Regions from separate parts of the Homo sapiens genome. Here region 1 is linked to region 2. A link is a loop called in an ENCODE intact Hi-C map of the cell type or tissue named here. Cell type or tissue: psoas muscle. All regions are shown on one strand. Each heading gives the region's core, and the rest is flanking DNA. Links, peaks and the distances in the headings are about the cores only. Region 1 has its middle 300 kb from the start of CDH5. Region 2 has its middle 240 kb from the start of CDH5.

The links. Peaks named below come from ENCODE experiments on the same cell type or tissue, not always from the same donor. Only the 100,000 strongest peaks of a DNase experiment are listed, where the experiment ranks them.
Region 1: a loop joins it to region 2, with 3 times the contacts of the local background. A loop is called at or near these places in 4 of 110 quality-filtered maps.

What each region holds. Positions count from the first base shown.
Region 1 is chr16:66,066,658-66,074,997 of GRCh38, forward strand. No RefSeq gene overlaps it. Among named protein-coding and RNA genes, the nearest start is that of CDH5, 300 kb to the right of the region's middle. In psoas muscle, for the core only: no CTCF peak of the experiment used is centred there; a DNase peak (open chromatin) is centred at 3,994; H3K27ac peaks cover 1,633 bases.
Region 2 is chr16:66,124,172-66,132,511 of GRCh38, forward strand. No RefSeq gene overlaps it. Among named protein-coding and RNA genes, the nearest start is that of CDH5, 240 kb to the right of the region's middle. In psoas muscle, for the core only: no CTCF peak of the experiment used is centred there; a DNase peak (open chromatin) is centred at 3,500; H3K27me3 peaks cover 970 bases.

The sequences.
Region 1 (8,340 bases), core at 26-8,025, 58 kb before region 2:
TACAAGAGCAGAGTTGAATAGCTGTGACAGAGAACATAGAGCCCCAAAAGCCTAAAGTATTTGCTACCTGGCCATTTTCAGAAAAAGCTTGATGATCCCTTCTCTAAATAAAGGTCTACAGAAATTGGAAGAGCCCAAGAGAGGGGAGGAAGCTGAAAGAAGATAGCCTGAGAGGGGAAGAAGAAGATATTTGATGGAAAGAGAGTGAAATAGGACTGCAGTGATTTGACAGTGGCATGAAGAGAAACTTTGGAAAATCAGGTGTTTAACATGGATTTTTATAGTTTTGCTCTGTAGCATGCAATTCAGTGTATTCCCTTGGTCACCCTGAGAAGAAGTCTTCCATTATTTTTTTAAAACTTCCATCCCTTATTAAAAATTTCGGATTATATTTGTGATTTTTACTAATGCCAAGTTCATAAGATTTGCCTACAGACAGGAGGTACTGGACAAATGCAGGGATGACTGAAAGAGGTCCAGTTATGTTTGGGTTTGAAGAAAACTTCCAAGGTTTTGGCATAGTAAATCGGGGTCAATTTTTTTTTTAAAGGAAACTTTCAAGAAAGGCCTAATGGTAAATGTGGAGAAATTGAGACTTTCTCCTTCTTTTCTATGCTACTCTAGCCTAGCCATGAGATGACAGAAGATGAGACAGAAATCTAGAAAGCTCAATGCAATAATAACAATAACTACCATTTGAGCACTGGAAATGTTATCATTACCTCTTATTCATTACCTCATTGAGCCTCCAAGAGAACCTTAGCAGAAGGCACTATTATTAGCCCCGCTTTACAGATAAAAAACTGAGGCTCAACAAAAGCAAGTGGCAGCTCATAGTACCAAAGTGGAGATGTAAACGTGGCTCCAGAGAATATCCTCATGGTTTTGCCTCCTTCTCCATCTTCAGAGAGTTCCAAGCCACAAGTTGACCCAGAGGTGCTAGCCACATGCCCACGGCATTATCAAAGCCTAATGGGCCCTCAAAGACCACCTCCTGAGATGTCCTAAGACCTGGAGGAGATCCCAGCTCAATCTCATATCCCTCATGTCCTATTGTCTTCCTCCCTTTCCAGTGAATTCCTTCTGTTTTCTTCACCCCACCCTCATTCTCTTGCCATTCACTTCTTTAATTCCTACTCCCTTTCTATGGCATTGTCTTCATTTATTCACTCCCTGGAACTTGCTTTCAAGAACACTTACAATACAGCACGATCGCCAAACCTCAGGAGTCTATGAGAAAAGTATGCTTCTAAGGGAAAACAAAGGATCCCACTGAGTCTCATGTAATTCAAAGAGGCTGATCAAACACATATTTTGAGTTTCCTAGTAGCCAGCCCGAAGAGGAAATCTATGTCCACATAATTTAAGTGATTTATTTTTCCAGGAGAGGCGCAATTATTCTTCATTCTAAAATAAAGTTCATTCTCCCAAGAGTTCTTCTTGAAAATACCATGAGAGAATACCATGATATACAGGCAATGTGACATTCAGCAACATTTTAGATCAAAGTCTCTGAAAATTCTCACAGGGCTCATCCTTATTTATTCAACATGTTCAGCAAAATTTATACAACATTTAACAAATATCTACTGAGGGCCTACTGTGAGCCAGGTACTGTTCTAAGCATACAGGACACATTGATAAACAATACAGGCATTGACCTTGCACCCCTAAGGTGGATGGTGATACAGTCAGATGACATCAAACCCTGCACCTAGGAAATGCATTCAAACTAGCTGGTCCCCAAACAGGAATAGGTTCAGAGACACTGGCATCGCTGCATGGTCAAAGAAGACTGATTGACAGAAAAAGGAAAGTGACTGCAGAAAACAGAAGTGCAGTCAACAAGCAGCTGGATTTGTTACAGCCGGCATTTGCTTTATCTGAACAGGATTTGAACAGTTGGCCACCTTTGACTGGCCGAAACTCAAGAGTTTTGTACTCTAGGTACCAAGAGTAGGTTACAGCCTGTTTCCATATCCATTTACGTTACAGTTCCCTATGTATGGAGAAATCTTTAGGCCTGACTTAAAATATGTAAGGAGGCAGCTTTAGGCTAAACTTAATTCAACAGGGGTAAATGTCACTCCCCAGATGTATAGCTTTTAGATCTAATGATGTTTGGAGTGAGGTGCTAGAAAGAAGTCACTGGGCTCAGGGTGGCTTGCAGACTCAATTTTTAAATATACACAAATATGTGTCAGTATATATACACTGTGATATATACATACAAATATACATAATATATGCATATATCAAAAATCTGTTCCCTCCCTGTGGCCTTTCCCCAAGCTTCTTACACATCTAAAGCTGGCTGACCTCTGCAGGTTTCTGAGTGCTGCCTTAGGGGAATGAATGGGTGGATGGACCATAACCTTCAAGCAATTCCCTTCCAGAATGTAATATATTCTTGAACCTTGATCATGTTATATAAAGAATATATATTACATATATTATATATATTTATATATAATATATTAATATATAGATATACATAGATAGATAGATATAGATATAGATATTTTAAGACAGTTTCACTCTCATTGCCCAGGCTGGAGTGCAATGGCATAATCTCGGCTCACCGCAAGCTCTGCCTCCCGGGTTCAAACGATTTTCCTGCCTCAGCCTCCCAAGTAGCTGGGATTCCAGGCATGCACCACCACACCCGGCTAATATTGTCTTTTTAGTAGAGACAGGGTTTTTCCATGTTGGTCAGGCTGGTCTCAAACTCCCAGCCTCCAGTGATCCATCCCCCTTGGCCTCTCAAAGTGCTGGGATTACAAGTGTGAGCCACAACGCCTGGACAAGAATATTTTTTAAAGAATCAAATTGCTCCTCGCCCACTCTGAAACAGATACCAAGCGCTGGCAAATACCTAACAGAGATTTTTCCCCCAAATCTGAGATTCAAAAAAAAAAAAAAAAAGAGAGAGAGAGGCCTTTTCTGGAATTTCAAGGTTTCAAAACAAAGTAGGGGACCAGTCCTCAGTAATCTCCCTTTAGATCTAAGACTTTGATTTTCTTCAATTCTCAGGGAGATCAAATGAAATTCATCCCAGCAGGCAAACCCCAGAAATTCCACAAGCATCTGCATCACCGAGGGATGGACATTTCTTCAAATGAACAATACCCTGGAGACTTCAGGCTTCTCAGTTTTCAAGCTGTCGATTCCTAACTTGGAAAAAGGGATGCGGGAGCTGAAAGCTGAGAACCTATAGAAGAGATAAAAGTTCAACATGATCCTATGGGAAGAGACTTAACTTTAGTCAGCCAGAGAATGTAAAAAAGAAGGAAAAGAAAGGAAGAAACAAACCTCACAAAGCACACACATTCCAAATGTGCCTGCACAGGAAACGATGTAAGATCATCTTCATGTGGTGGAGCCATGTTGTACCTGCTTTAAGTGTCTAGTACATCTAGAGCTTTTATAAAAGGTGTCCTATGAGAGGAACTGCAATTTCCGTATCTCCAGCTGTATGCACATCTAATTATGTGTTACGACTCTCGGCTCTGATAGCAATTAGGATATAAGTTGTACTTCTCACCACACCCAAATGCGATCCTTACCAAAAAGGAAAGGAGAACTTGGAGAACTTGCAACAGAGAATTCTTCTTCTGTTGGGTCAGAGTCCAAAGTGAGCACCATCTCTGCAGAGGAGCAGAGTCAGGGTGCTGCAAGCCACCATTCCCTGGGGATGGAATAGGAGGAAAGCAGGGAGAAGGGAGATATTATTATTAACAGAGCATCAGCTCTGTGCCAGACACTATTTGTACGCATTGTCTTTGCAAATAACAAATTATTCCAAAATTTAACAGCTTGATAACATTTATTTTTCAGCTTCTGAGGTCAGGAAACCAAGCATGGCCTAGCTGGGTGCTCTGGCTCGAGGACTCTCACAAGGCTGCAATCAAGGTATACTGGCAGGAGCTGAATGCATTGCAAGGCTCAACTGGGGGAAGATCTGCTTCCAAGTTCACAAACATGGCTATTGGCAGGCCTCCAGTCCTTGCTGGCTGTTGGCTGGAGACATCCTTTCCTTGCCATATGAGCCTCTTCAGAGGGCAGCTCTTGACAGAGCAGCTGGCTTCCTTCAGAGCAAGTGAGGGAGAGAGCAAGAGAGGGCACTCAAGATAGAAGCCACAGTTTTTCATAGCCTAATCCTGGAAGTGACACCTCATCACCATTGCTGTATTATCCTCATTAGAGGCAAGTCCCTAGGTCCAGTCCAGGCTTAGGAAGAGGGGGTCGCACAAGGGTACCAACAGCGGAAGGCAGGGATCACTGAGGACCTTTTTAAATGGTTTTTACATATGTTTATTGAAAACAAGATGTTGTAGAGAGGATTTTTTTCCTAATTGTGCAGACTGTATAGCTGAGTCCATGAAAGTGTGAGTAAACTAAAGACAACTTTATAGCTTTATGGTAGAGCCGGGATCCTAACTGAAGAACCCATATGCTTTCTGCAGCATCACACAATAGGGAAAGGAAACTACAGAGACTTTTCTCTTCCTTAGCAGTTTCTTGCTCCTCTTGGAGAAAACCAATATTTTAAAAGGGCAAATTAATGCCTCATGTGGCACAATAGTGTCCCACAAATTTGTTTTGTTTGCTGCAGAAAGGCTTTTAATATATTTTGCATGGAACTCTAATAAGTTAAACATTAAAAAGCATATTTGCTCTAGTGCAAACAGCATATAGGGTGGGCTGGGATAAGAGTATACACTCAATTTCTCTCTCTTACTCTTTGAGGCCCGAGGCTCTGGGAAGTTGGTTTGAAAATTTACAAGGACAGTAGAAACTATGGTAAAATCTACAAGTACAGAGGTTTTAGAGTCAGAAAACCATCACCTACCAGCTGAGAGGTGTTAAGCAAATTACTTCTCCAAACTGAACCTTCCTTTCCTCGTCTGGAATAGTTGAATAATGGTAATTTTTATTCCACTGGGATAAAGATGCCAGCGATAGCCCTGGGTAGTGCTAGTTAATGCTAATTAACAAATGCTAGTTAGTATTGTTAAACTGAAGCATTACTAAATACCAAGATATTATCAGACTTGTCTCCTAGAAAGAGGGGAAAAAGGCAAGAGCCTCAGATACCAAATAAGATTGATGCTGTGAAACACGAAATTCATGAAATGAAAGTTAAATGTGACACAAAGAATGAGTGGGATGTTTACTTTTGGCCATGAAGGGATAACTGATATCAGAGTTTTCTTCCTATATTAAATAACTAGAATACTGGACAAAATACATGAGATAACTGATTTCAGTTGTAGGGAACAGTCAGTGCAAGTCTGCTATGAGATGAGGCCCATGTTGGTTCTGACTTTCTGCCTGGGTGATTCATTATGGCCTGATACCTCCATGGGAAGAGGCAACAAAAACTGGACTTGAAAGAGGTTGAGGTGGCCGCAATTTGTAGGGCATGGTACTAGAAAGAAGGTGTCTAAGGGGAGAAACTCCAGAAATGTACATAGGAGTTCTCTTGAATCTTTTGTTGAATTCTAAGCTCTGAATGCACAAGGCAAGACTCCAGGAGACAAAGGACAGCTAGTAGGGGAAAGAAACTACTGAGGAACTGTGATCTGAATTGCCTGTGCTCACATAGGCTGAGAGGCTCCAGCTAGTGAGAATCAAAGGATAGTTCAACACCCCAGGCATCTGGTAGAGACAGTAAAAGGGCCATGCCTTAGACATAGAGCTAAGCTAGTCCTAGAACCACCCACACAGAGCTATTTTAAAAATCCTTGAATGAATTAAGAGATCCACAAGTAAATGTTACTTTCTGCTGGAACAAAACAGAACCAAACTGTGGAATGAAGAAGACATCAAAATCTCAACAACTAAGAACTGAGCATCCACAAAGTTCAGCACACAATTTAACAAAAACAAAAGCCTTACTAGACATGTGTGTTAGTCCATTCTTGCATTGCTGTAAAGAAATACCTGACACTGGGTAATTTATAAGGAAAAGAGGTTTAATGAGCTCACAGTTCTGCCAGCTTTACAGAAAGCACAGTGCTGGCATCTGCTCGGCTTCTAGGGAGGCCTCAGGAAGCTTAAGATCATGGTGCAAGGCAAAGACAGAGCAGGCACATCACATGGCCAGAGCAGAAGCAACAGAAGGTAAGAGGGAGGAGAAGCTACACACTTTTAAACAAACAGATCTTGTGTGAATTCAGAACAACAGCTCACTTACCACCAAGGATATGGCCCAAGCCATTTATAAAGGATCTGCCGTCATGATCCAAACACCTCCCACCAGGTCCCACCTCCAGCACTGGGGATTATAATTCAACATGAGATTTGAGTGGGGACGAATATCCAAACTATATCAACATGCACAGTAGATAAAATGAGATGCATATCTGTATCTATTGAAAAAAATCAGTCAATAGATACAGACTCAGAAGGGTCAGAGAGGATAGAATTAAGAGACAAGAACTTAAAACAGCTGGTATTTCAAAGACTTAAAGAAAATAAGAATATAAAGAGGGAACAAATAGAAATTCTCAATTGAGAAATGAAGACTATAAAAATAACTACACTTATTAGAATGGCTAAAATTCAAAACAATGGCAATACCAAATATTGATCAGGATGTGAAGCAGCAGGAACTCTCATTCATTGCTGGTGGGAATGCAAAATGGTACAGTCACTTTGGAAGATAGTTGGACAGTTTCTTACATAGCTGAACATAGGCTTATCATACCATCCAGCAATCATGCTCCTAAGTACTTTCTCAAATGAAATGAAAACGTATGCCCACACAAAAACCTGCACATGAATGTTTATAGAAGCTTTATTCATAATTGACAAATATTGGACTTAGCCAAGATATATTTCAATATATAAACAAACTATGCTACATTCCCACAATGGAATATTACTTAGCAATTAAGAAGAAATCAGCTATTAACCCACAAAAAGACATGAAGAAATCTTAAGTGTATATTTCTAAGTGAAAAGAAGCCAGTCTGAAAAGACTGAATACTGTATGTTTTCAATGACATGATGTTCTGGAAAAGGCAAAACTAGAGACAGAGTAAAAATATCACTGGTTACCAGGGGTTTGAGGGAGTGGAAAAAAGAAGGGATGAATATGAGGGGGCTGTGGATTTTAGGTCCAGTGAAACTATTCTATATGATACTGTAATACGGACACATGACATTAGGCATGTGTCAAAACTCATCAAACTATACAGTAGAGAAAACTGCATGAGAGAGAGATGAGACAGGGTATATGGGAACTCTGCATTTTTTGTGCAATTCTGTTAATTTTAAAATGCTTTAAAAATAAATCTATTAATTTAAAAAGAGCCAAATGAAGTTTCTAAAACTGAAAAATAGACTATCTGACACTTAAAAATCCACTGAATGAGCTAAGTTGCAGATTAGACCTTACAAAAGAAATCAGTAGCTTTGTAGATACAAAAAAAAAAGCATCTGGATAGGAACACAGAGGGATAAAAAGGCTAAATAAAATGAACAATCTCAACTATGAGACAGTATCAAGTAGCGTAATACACATGAAATTAGAGTCTCAAAATGAAGGGACAAAGATTGTGGTAGAAAAAGAATATTCACTGATGACTGAAAAATTTCCAAATTTGCCAACAAATATCAACTTGCAGATTCAAGAAGTTCTATGCACCTCAAAAATAATAAAGAAAACTACACTGAGACTTATAACAAAATTCTGAGAAACCAAAGTTTAAAATCTTAAATACAGTCAGAGAAAAGACATCTACAGAAAAAAAAAGTGAAAAAAAAAATCACCACTGACTTTTCACCAGAAATAATGCAATCCAAAAAATATTAGAACACCTCTAAAAGGCTAAAATAAGATTGTTATTCTAAAATTCTGTATCCAGAAAAAAATACCCTTCAAAATGATGGCAAATTTAGAAATTCTTAGACAAACCCGAAAAAAATTTATAGCTAAAAAGCCGACATTATAAAAAATGTTGAAGGAAGTTCTTCAGGGAATAGGAAAATGTGTAAATCTGAATTTCTATCTTGTATCAAAGGGATGATGCATACCACACACAGAAAACAGATGGGTAAACATAAAAGACTTTTTCTGTCATTTCTTCATTTTTTTAAAGATGATTAAATATTTAAAGCAAAATAGTGACAATATATTTTGGGATTATAACATCTGTAGAAGTAAAATGCAAGAATATAACAGCACAAAGGCATAGAATAAAATAGCACTATACTGCTATATGCCTTTTTTTTTTTTTTAAGACAGGGTCTTGCTCTGTCACCCAGGCTGGAGTGCAATGGTGTGATCTTGGCTCACTGCAACCTCTGCCTCCCGGGTTCAAGCGATTCTCC
Region 2 (8,340 bases), core at 211-8,210:
AACGCAAAAGGAAAAAGAAAATACAGAAGCAACTAAGAATCCTATATAATTGTATCATGCAGAGAGAACAATTGGTTAATGGGTTCAAGGAGTCTCTTTTATTCTTGTACATGCAGGCACTTGTATGGGTTATTATATAGCATATTTCATTTCACACTGTTTAAAAATGAATTTTTTTTTTTTTTTTTTTTTTTTTTTGAGACAAAGTCTCACTCTTGTCGCCCAGGCTGTAGTGCAGTGCCACAATCTCGGCTCACTGCAACCTCTGCCTCCTGGGTTCAAGCAATTCTCCTGCCTCAGCCTCCCAAGTAGCTGGGATTACAGGCACCCACCACCACATCCAGCTAATTTTTGTATTTTTAGTAGAGATGGGGTTTCCCCATGTTGGCCAGGCTGGTCTCAAACTCCTGACCTCAGTTAACCCAACCACCTTGGTCTCCCAAAGTGTTGGGATTACAGGTGTGAGCCACCGCACCTGGCCGAAATTTCATATTTGATCCTGTGATAGTAAGTATTTTCTAAAGCAAAATTATAATAGTTACCCAATATTATACCACACAAATTTTTGATAATTTATTTAACCACTATTTAATTATTATACATGTCAAGGATTTGGGGTAATGTTTGGTTCTTGTAAGTGTTATTACAATGAACGCCTTTGAATTTTTCTTCTAAAAGAAAAATGTAAAGCTATCTTGTAAAGATAGTTCCTTTTGACTTCACCTGTAGTTGACATCTTTTACTAGTTTTTCTCCTGGAGTGGAAGGCCCTTTTGTATAGCAAAGGTTTTAACCCTTTTTCTGCCAAATGCGTATGATGTTCACCTAGTTTGCTGTTTGCCTTTTAATTGTATAGAGTATATTGAATGAGGGAAGGTTAAATTTTTTAATATTTTGGGGATTTTTTTAAAAGGTGAGGATCTATCTAGATTGATTTTTCTTCCAAATAATCAATTTTCACGATATGATTTGTTGAACTATATGCCCTTATTGTTCTCATTCTGAAGGTGTTTTAGTCTATACCAACTTCTAGTTCACACAGAACTATCTATTCTATTCTATTCTATTCTATTCTATTCTATTCTATTCTATTCTATTCTATTCTATTCACCTGTCGGTTGAGTCTTACTCCTGTGCTAAACCATTGTAATTACTAGTGTCATGTTGTATTTCAATTTCCTGAAGGTAAGAGTTCCGTTTTTCAATATGTTCTAATTCACACAGCGGCCGGTTAGCTCAATTGGTTAGAGTGTGGTGCTAATCAAAATGTTCTAATTCTGAATCCAGAATAGAAAGAGGTCTCAAATAAACAGCAAGAATCTCATACATGTTGGCTGGTGTGTTCATATGAGAATTAATTCCACACCAAGCGCACTAACTATGCTGAAATGGAAGAGCTGGGAAAGAGATCTTATGCCTTGACTGCCTGCTTCCTTGAAACAAAGGCGCTCATTGGAAACTACAGTTCCCAAAATCCACTGCTCCAGGGCTTGACTGGTGCCTCTGCTGCCCACTGCACTGAGCTCATGAACCACTCTGGCCAGAATGGTCCTTTCATCGGGCTCCAGACAGCAGCCAGAGGATGTCCTGAGATGGTGGCTAGGAGAGGGAAGATATAAAATGTGCTCTGAGGGCCTCAAAGGCAGGACCACTGTCTATTGGGATGGATGTTCAGTTCTTAGGTTAGACAGGACACTAGCCCTCTGGCCCAAGAAGCCCGGAGAGAGGGAGAACCCCTCGACCTGTCTTCTTCCCTTTTGGCTAATACATTCATTCAGACTGGAGTGGCAGAACACGCTTTGGCATTTAACAGCAATCTCCATTCTGCTTCGTGTAGAAACTGCCCTAGATACCTGGATCATGAGCTACCAGTCTTGTTTTCCGGCAATGATATCCTGTTCTGCTCCTTTCTGTTACTTTAAAAGTATATCTGGGCCAGGAACGGTGGCCCACACCTGTAATCCCAGCACTTTGGGAGGCCAAAGTAGGCAGATCACTAGGGCAGGAGTTCAAGACCAGCCTGGCCAATATGGTGAGACCCTGTCTCTACTAAAATACAAAAATTAGCCGGGCGTGATGGCACTTGCCTGTAGTCCCAGCTACTTGGGAGGCTGAGGCAGGAGAATCGCTTGAACCCAGGAGGCGGAGGTTGCAGTGAGCCAAGATCTTGCCACTGCACTCCAGCTTGGGCAACGGAGCAAGACTCCATCTCAAAAAAAAAAAAAAAAAAAAAATTATATCTGAAGGGCCTTGGAAGGTATTAAGAATTGCTTGCCAGGTGCCACCTGGAATTAGAAGTCACCAATTACTTGTTTTAGTAAATAAATAAAGTAAATATAAAATGCTAATGTCTTTCAGTATTAAGTTTTGCAAGAAGTGGCTGCAATTTTTCTCTGTGGGTGCTGTTGACAGCTCCTGCTTGGTCTTAGGAAGCTGGGGAAGACAGAAAGAAGGAATAATGGCTACTAAGCAGCTTGGGAGAGGGAGAGTTTCCTTAGCCCATGAGCTCAAACTATGTCACTTCTCTGTATTACCTCTAAGACCCTGCTGAGAATAAGAAGCTGATAGCTTTGTTCCCATTTGCCATGGTTCCCTGGGTGCCCTCTCCCTCCCTAAGGGACTTCACAGAGATGGCAGAGATGGTTCAAGGCTATCTGGGGTCCTCTGGCCATAACCAGGGCACAGTCTTAGGCCACACATGATGGGCAGAATCTCCCCCCACTCCCAACATTCTGGTCCCCTAGTTACTCCAATGCTAATCGAGGTACTGCGGTAAAGGGATTTTGTAGATGTAAAGTCCCAAATCAACAGACCTTAAAAAGCAGCGGTTATCTGGGTGGGCCTGACCCAATCAGATGAGCCATTTAAAAGCAGAATTTTCTCCAGCTGGTGGCAGAAGAGGAATCAGAAAGATTTGAGGCACAAGGGGATTTGCTATGTCTTTGTTGGTTTGAAGATGCGGGCGACCCCAGGAAAAGGAATGTGAGTGGCCTTACGTTGCTCACAGAGGCTCCTGATTGACCTCCAGCAAGGAAACAGACTCCAGTCCTTCACCCATAAGAAGCCAATTCTGTCAATACTTTGAGTGAGCTTGGAAATAGATGTCTCCCCAGAGCTCCCAGTAGAGGACTCAATCCAGCCTGTACCTTAATATCAGTCTTATGATACCCTGAGCAGAGAATTCAGCCATACCATGCTGGACTTCTGACCTACAAAACTGTATACGAATAAATGGGCGTTGCTTTAAGCCATTAAATTTGTGGTGATTAGTTATACAGCAATAGAAAACTAATACAGCATCCAGTGGCAACAAAACACGCCTCCCAGACCTGATTCCTCACTGTGCTGAGCAGATCGGCCTGGACTACAGCCCTGCTCTCTCTGCATCTTTGCAGGAAATTCCCTGTCAAAGATCAAAAGTTAGCCCAGTGTGGTTCATGACAGGAAAACAATTGCTCCCTGCCTGGCTCCTTGCCACCTGCACTGATGGGGAAGGGCGAACTCTGCCCATATCACAGTGTCCCTGGCGGCTGGGACGGCAGTGCAGCAAGCACGACCCATTAACACATCAAGAGAGTGCCACGGGACTGCATTGCTAAACCCCGATTTTGATTTTTCCAGGCATCTGGGGGAGGAAGAAGGAGGCAGAGGCTGTGTTCTGAATGTAAAGCCATCTATTTCCGTGCCTTCAAAAGGCAAAATCGTCTAAGCCCTCACAAGCGGAAGAAAAGGGAAGATGGGAGGGGACGCAAGGCAGTTGCCTGGAGGAAGGGTGGGGACCAGGGAGCTGGGACAGGTGGTACCGCGGATGCACCGCCAGCATGTTAAAACGCTCTCCCCACAGACCCGACAATCACCAGCGCTACACACCCGACAATTTGAGATTTAGACATATTCAAGTTTTCTAAGCCTCAAATTAGCCCTTGTAAGAGCTTATCTTCTTTCCCCCCAATTGACTTTAATCAAGTGCCTCAGAAGCTGGGAAATATTTTAAGTTAATCAGGCCCTTAATGCGGTGCCTGGGGAATGCCGCCGAGCTGCCTGCTCCTGCTCCTCCCTTCACTATCCTTTTCCCATCTCTTCCTCTCTTCCCTTTTCCCCCCACTGCATTTGTGAAATGCTTGGCAAACGTGTCTCACCAGTGAAAGGGAGACCGAAAGAGAGAATGCGACAGTGAACACGACACATTACAGCAACATCATAAAATGGTTTTCCTGACATTCGTAGGCAAATGCTGGCTACAGTAATGAGCAGCCTTTGTGAAAATGTTTCTATCCGAAATGTTTTAATAAGTGCTTAAAGTGCACGGAACACATGGCAGATTCCTGCCCAACAAGAACTCACAGCACAGTGACCTCATTTCTGACTCCCAACTACAAGCCAAGGTCTGACGAGATGGCAAATACTTGAATACTGATAATCATAATCATGAAGATTTATCGACCACTTACTATGTGCTCGCTGCTGTGTTCTACATATGCAGACTCATTGGCTTTCCACAAAGTAAAAGTCCTTTAAGAGCAATACAATTACTATTTCTGTCTTATAGGTGATGAAACTGCAGCCTAAAGAGGCTAAGTAATTCATTCCAAGAGCGTTCTACTGAGAACTTGCGAGCACCCAGAAATTCCAAGCTGGATGTATTCCGTACCCCGAGTCTACGTAGCGAGATCTGATAACCCCACAAAACAAGGGGCGAGGCTGCAGGACTCCAGAAAGGGCAGGCTGAGGTCAAACACACATCTGTATCTCACATCAGGCTGCCCAGAGGCACACCTTGAGATGAGAATTTGTGTGCAGGAGATTTATTTAAGGAAGAAGGAACAGAAATGAGAGAGTGAGAGAAGAAGGAAAAACAGGGAAAGGGAAGAAACCAAGCAAGGGTGGGATTTTAGGCAAAGTCCCAACCTCAGCCTGATCCCCTGGGGGACCCTGGAGCATAGATTACACCTCAGTGTTTGTCCTACCTCCAGCAAGGGAGCAGCCTTCTGTTTTCCAGCACCAGTTACTCATTGGCTGCAGGCTGCCCGGGAGGCAACAGGATTCCAGGCCCTTTCAGCTCTCTGTGCTCTTAGGTGAAGTGGATCCACAGGTTCAAGCAGTCAACGGTGAAGCAGATGTTACTGCATGCACAGATGGGCCAGAGGGATCTGAGGGGATCTGAGCAGAGCCTTGTTGGTGTCCCCTGCAATCTATTTAAATCCTGAGGTGTTTATCTAGCTGTGTGGCGTTGGGCGAGTTTCTTAACCTCTCTGAGTCTCAGGATCTGCACCTGTGAAATAGGAATAATGATTCCTATTCCTTTCAGAGTTAGCATGAGAATTCAATTAGATAAAATGAGGATGTGTGATTTAAAATTGGCATCAATACTCCATGATGCAGCATTGCCCAAATGGCCATAAAATTCCCCAAAAAGATAGAGGAAAAGACCAAAAAAATGATTATAATTTTTTATAATCAGCCCCCATCCTTCCCCATCAATGAGGAGGCCATTTTGAACTATCCCTTTGAGCTACGACCATACACGCAGAATTAGGTCTTCCCCTTAAAACCCAACCACTTTGGGCCCGAGAAAAAGCTCCCCGATAACAGTTGGGAGCCGCCCCATGCAAAGTCAGCTCCCCACACTGCACATCAAGTGCCTGGGCCTGCATCTCTATTTTGCTACTACCCAGAGGATGGAGCTTATAAAATTTCAAAGAAAGGGCCCATGTGAAAGGGGGAGAGAAGAGACGTAGGTCCAGGGTTGGTGTCTGCCAGAGTTCTCTCTAATCTAGCCCCACTGTTTTAGTTCTTTAATTAAGTGCCTCTGCTCACATTCCCCACTCACCTTCCCTAGAAACCCAACTATATTGAGCAGATATGTAAAAGCCGACAATTAAATTGTCTTATCAAATTTTCGCAGCTTATTAAGTTGTTCAATTGCATGGGAAATGATTAGTGTCTGTAAATAGAGAAAGAAAGCATCAGCCCAGGAGGCTGCAGACTGGGGCTGGAGGATCTAAAGGTAATCTCCTAGAAGGGGTGGGGGTGTGGGCTGGCCTCACTGAATTCTCGGCAGTGTCCCCCTTCTAGTCCTCAGAAAGCCCAACAGGCTTTTCATTGAACATCCAGGTAGGAAGGAGTGGCAGAGATTAACTGACTTCTCTGACGTCCCAGAGAGATCCCTGGACCTGGAGACAGGAGGCAGAATTTTCAAGTCTAAACTCCATCATTTACCAGGTGCGGGAACTCAGGAAAGCCACTGACACACCCTCAGTCTGTTTGCTTATTCCATTTGGCCAGGACTGGGGCAGAGACCTCATTCCTGGTGATGCCTGGTGCTCACTCAGTGCCTTACTGAGGGTGGCCTGGTACTCAGGAAGAAGCCTCTTGTGTAGCTGCATGTAAACAGCTTCCACCAGTGTGCTTTACAGATCAGACCCCAAGCAAGCCTCCTTCCTTCCTGTCCAGGAGGGCCTCTCATTAACAAATTCTAGAGTCTAAGCTTAAAGTCAGTGCCTGACCATCAGGAAGGCTGAAGCCCTCGTGCCCCAGCAGCATTCCTGTGGTCGCTGGTGGAATTGTTTATTCCATTTTGGATATGAAAAGAGAAAGCTTTATGTGCCTCATTTTCCAGGAATGTCTCATTTAGATTAGCTGTTTGTTGTTGGTCCAGCCACCTCCACCCCACCCCCCAAAAAACTACAAATTACATAGATATGTGAATAAAACAGCCAAAATTTGACCGTTGGCATGGATGCTGAGCACCATCACTCACTTTGCTTAAGGATAGGGTATCTTTTAAAATCTCGTATTGGCTTCAGCTCAGTTCCCTGAAAATATAGAGGAGCTACAGAACCCCCTAGGGCTCTAGGAGTGGGACTAAGCAGGAAACTGGGGAAAGGACTTTGAAGGGATCCCTTTTTTTCTCTTGGATCAAGACATCCATGTTGGATAAAATCTGAAATAAAAAAAAATAAAAATAAAATAAAATAAAAAAAACAGAGAGTTTAGAAGTAGCCTGGGCCCAGCCAGGCAGAGAGGCTGTGGCCAGGGCTGGACTACTGAACACGTGGTCTGATGGCTTAAGACAGGAGCAAAGCAGAAACTCCCAGAACAAATTTGCCATGCACAGTGCAAATGAGTAGAGAGTTGGGGTCGGCCTCTGTCCAACCTACATCCACATCCCTTGAAGCAGCACCTATCCCATGACTCATCAACAATTATCCCATGATTCATCAACTGTTGAAGGGGTCACGGTGCATCAGCCCCAAGAAGAACTATAACAACATACAGTTTTGCACAGATTTCTTCATAACTTTAGGGCACTGTCACATTCACCTGCCTGGTGACCCTCTTAATGTCCCTGAAAGGGGCAGGGCAGCTCTCACCACCCCTATTTGTTCTCATTGGAAACTTCCAAGCTTAGAACTTCAACCATTGCATAATCCATTGCGTAGAGTTGAAGTCAGGTTTACTTGACTTGTTCAAGTTTGCAAAACAACCTCTAAGTAGCCTGGGAGTAGAACTCAAGGTTTCTAACTGAATACACTCTTTCATACCATTTCAAAACACTTTGGGAAAAGACCCATAATAAAGTCACAGGCCACCAAAAATCCATTATGCCCCAGTCGGAAACTCAAGACCCTGGGCACAGGCATCCCAGAGAAAAGTGAAGAGAGGATGTTTTCCTTTCTTCTTGAGGTCAGCTGCTGAGTTCTTCCTGTACATAAAGACTCCTTTTCTCAGTTTTTCACGACATGAAGCACTGTTGCTTATATTCTGGCAACGCTTTAAATGCTTTGCTCACAACTCCTTCCCTCCTTCTCCACTCATTTCCCTTTTATGAACATGCTATCCTTATCCAGAATGACAGGTGCTGTGGGGAGAAAAGCACAAGAAAATCTAACTTTCTTATAAACATACAAAAATTTGCAATGTGAGAATTCTCTTTTTTGATGGATTAGTCATGCATATTCTACACAATGAGTCAGCTAAGTTAGAAACATTAATGGATTCAATGGAACCTGGGACATCTTTTATTATTAATACCAGGACCCACCCTGGTGTGGATGGGTCACCAAAGAAGCATCGTCTTATTCACTAAATGGGACACAGAGTTGAATTTTGGACCTGGGGAGGTTTGCTTAGCTGTGGAACAGTAGGGCACAGAGGGAAGAGAACCCATCAGATACAGATAGGGTGCAAATGTCAAGTTCAGTGCTAACAGGGACCCTCGAATTTTATGAAGCAGACCTCTTTGTCCTCGGTCATTCCAAGATAATAAGCCAGGAGCCTCCAGGAGGTCATGGATGAAGCAGAAAGAAAACTGAGCAGAGAACGGATGAAAATGGGAGGT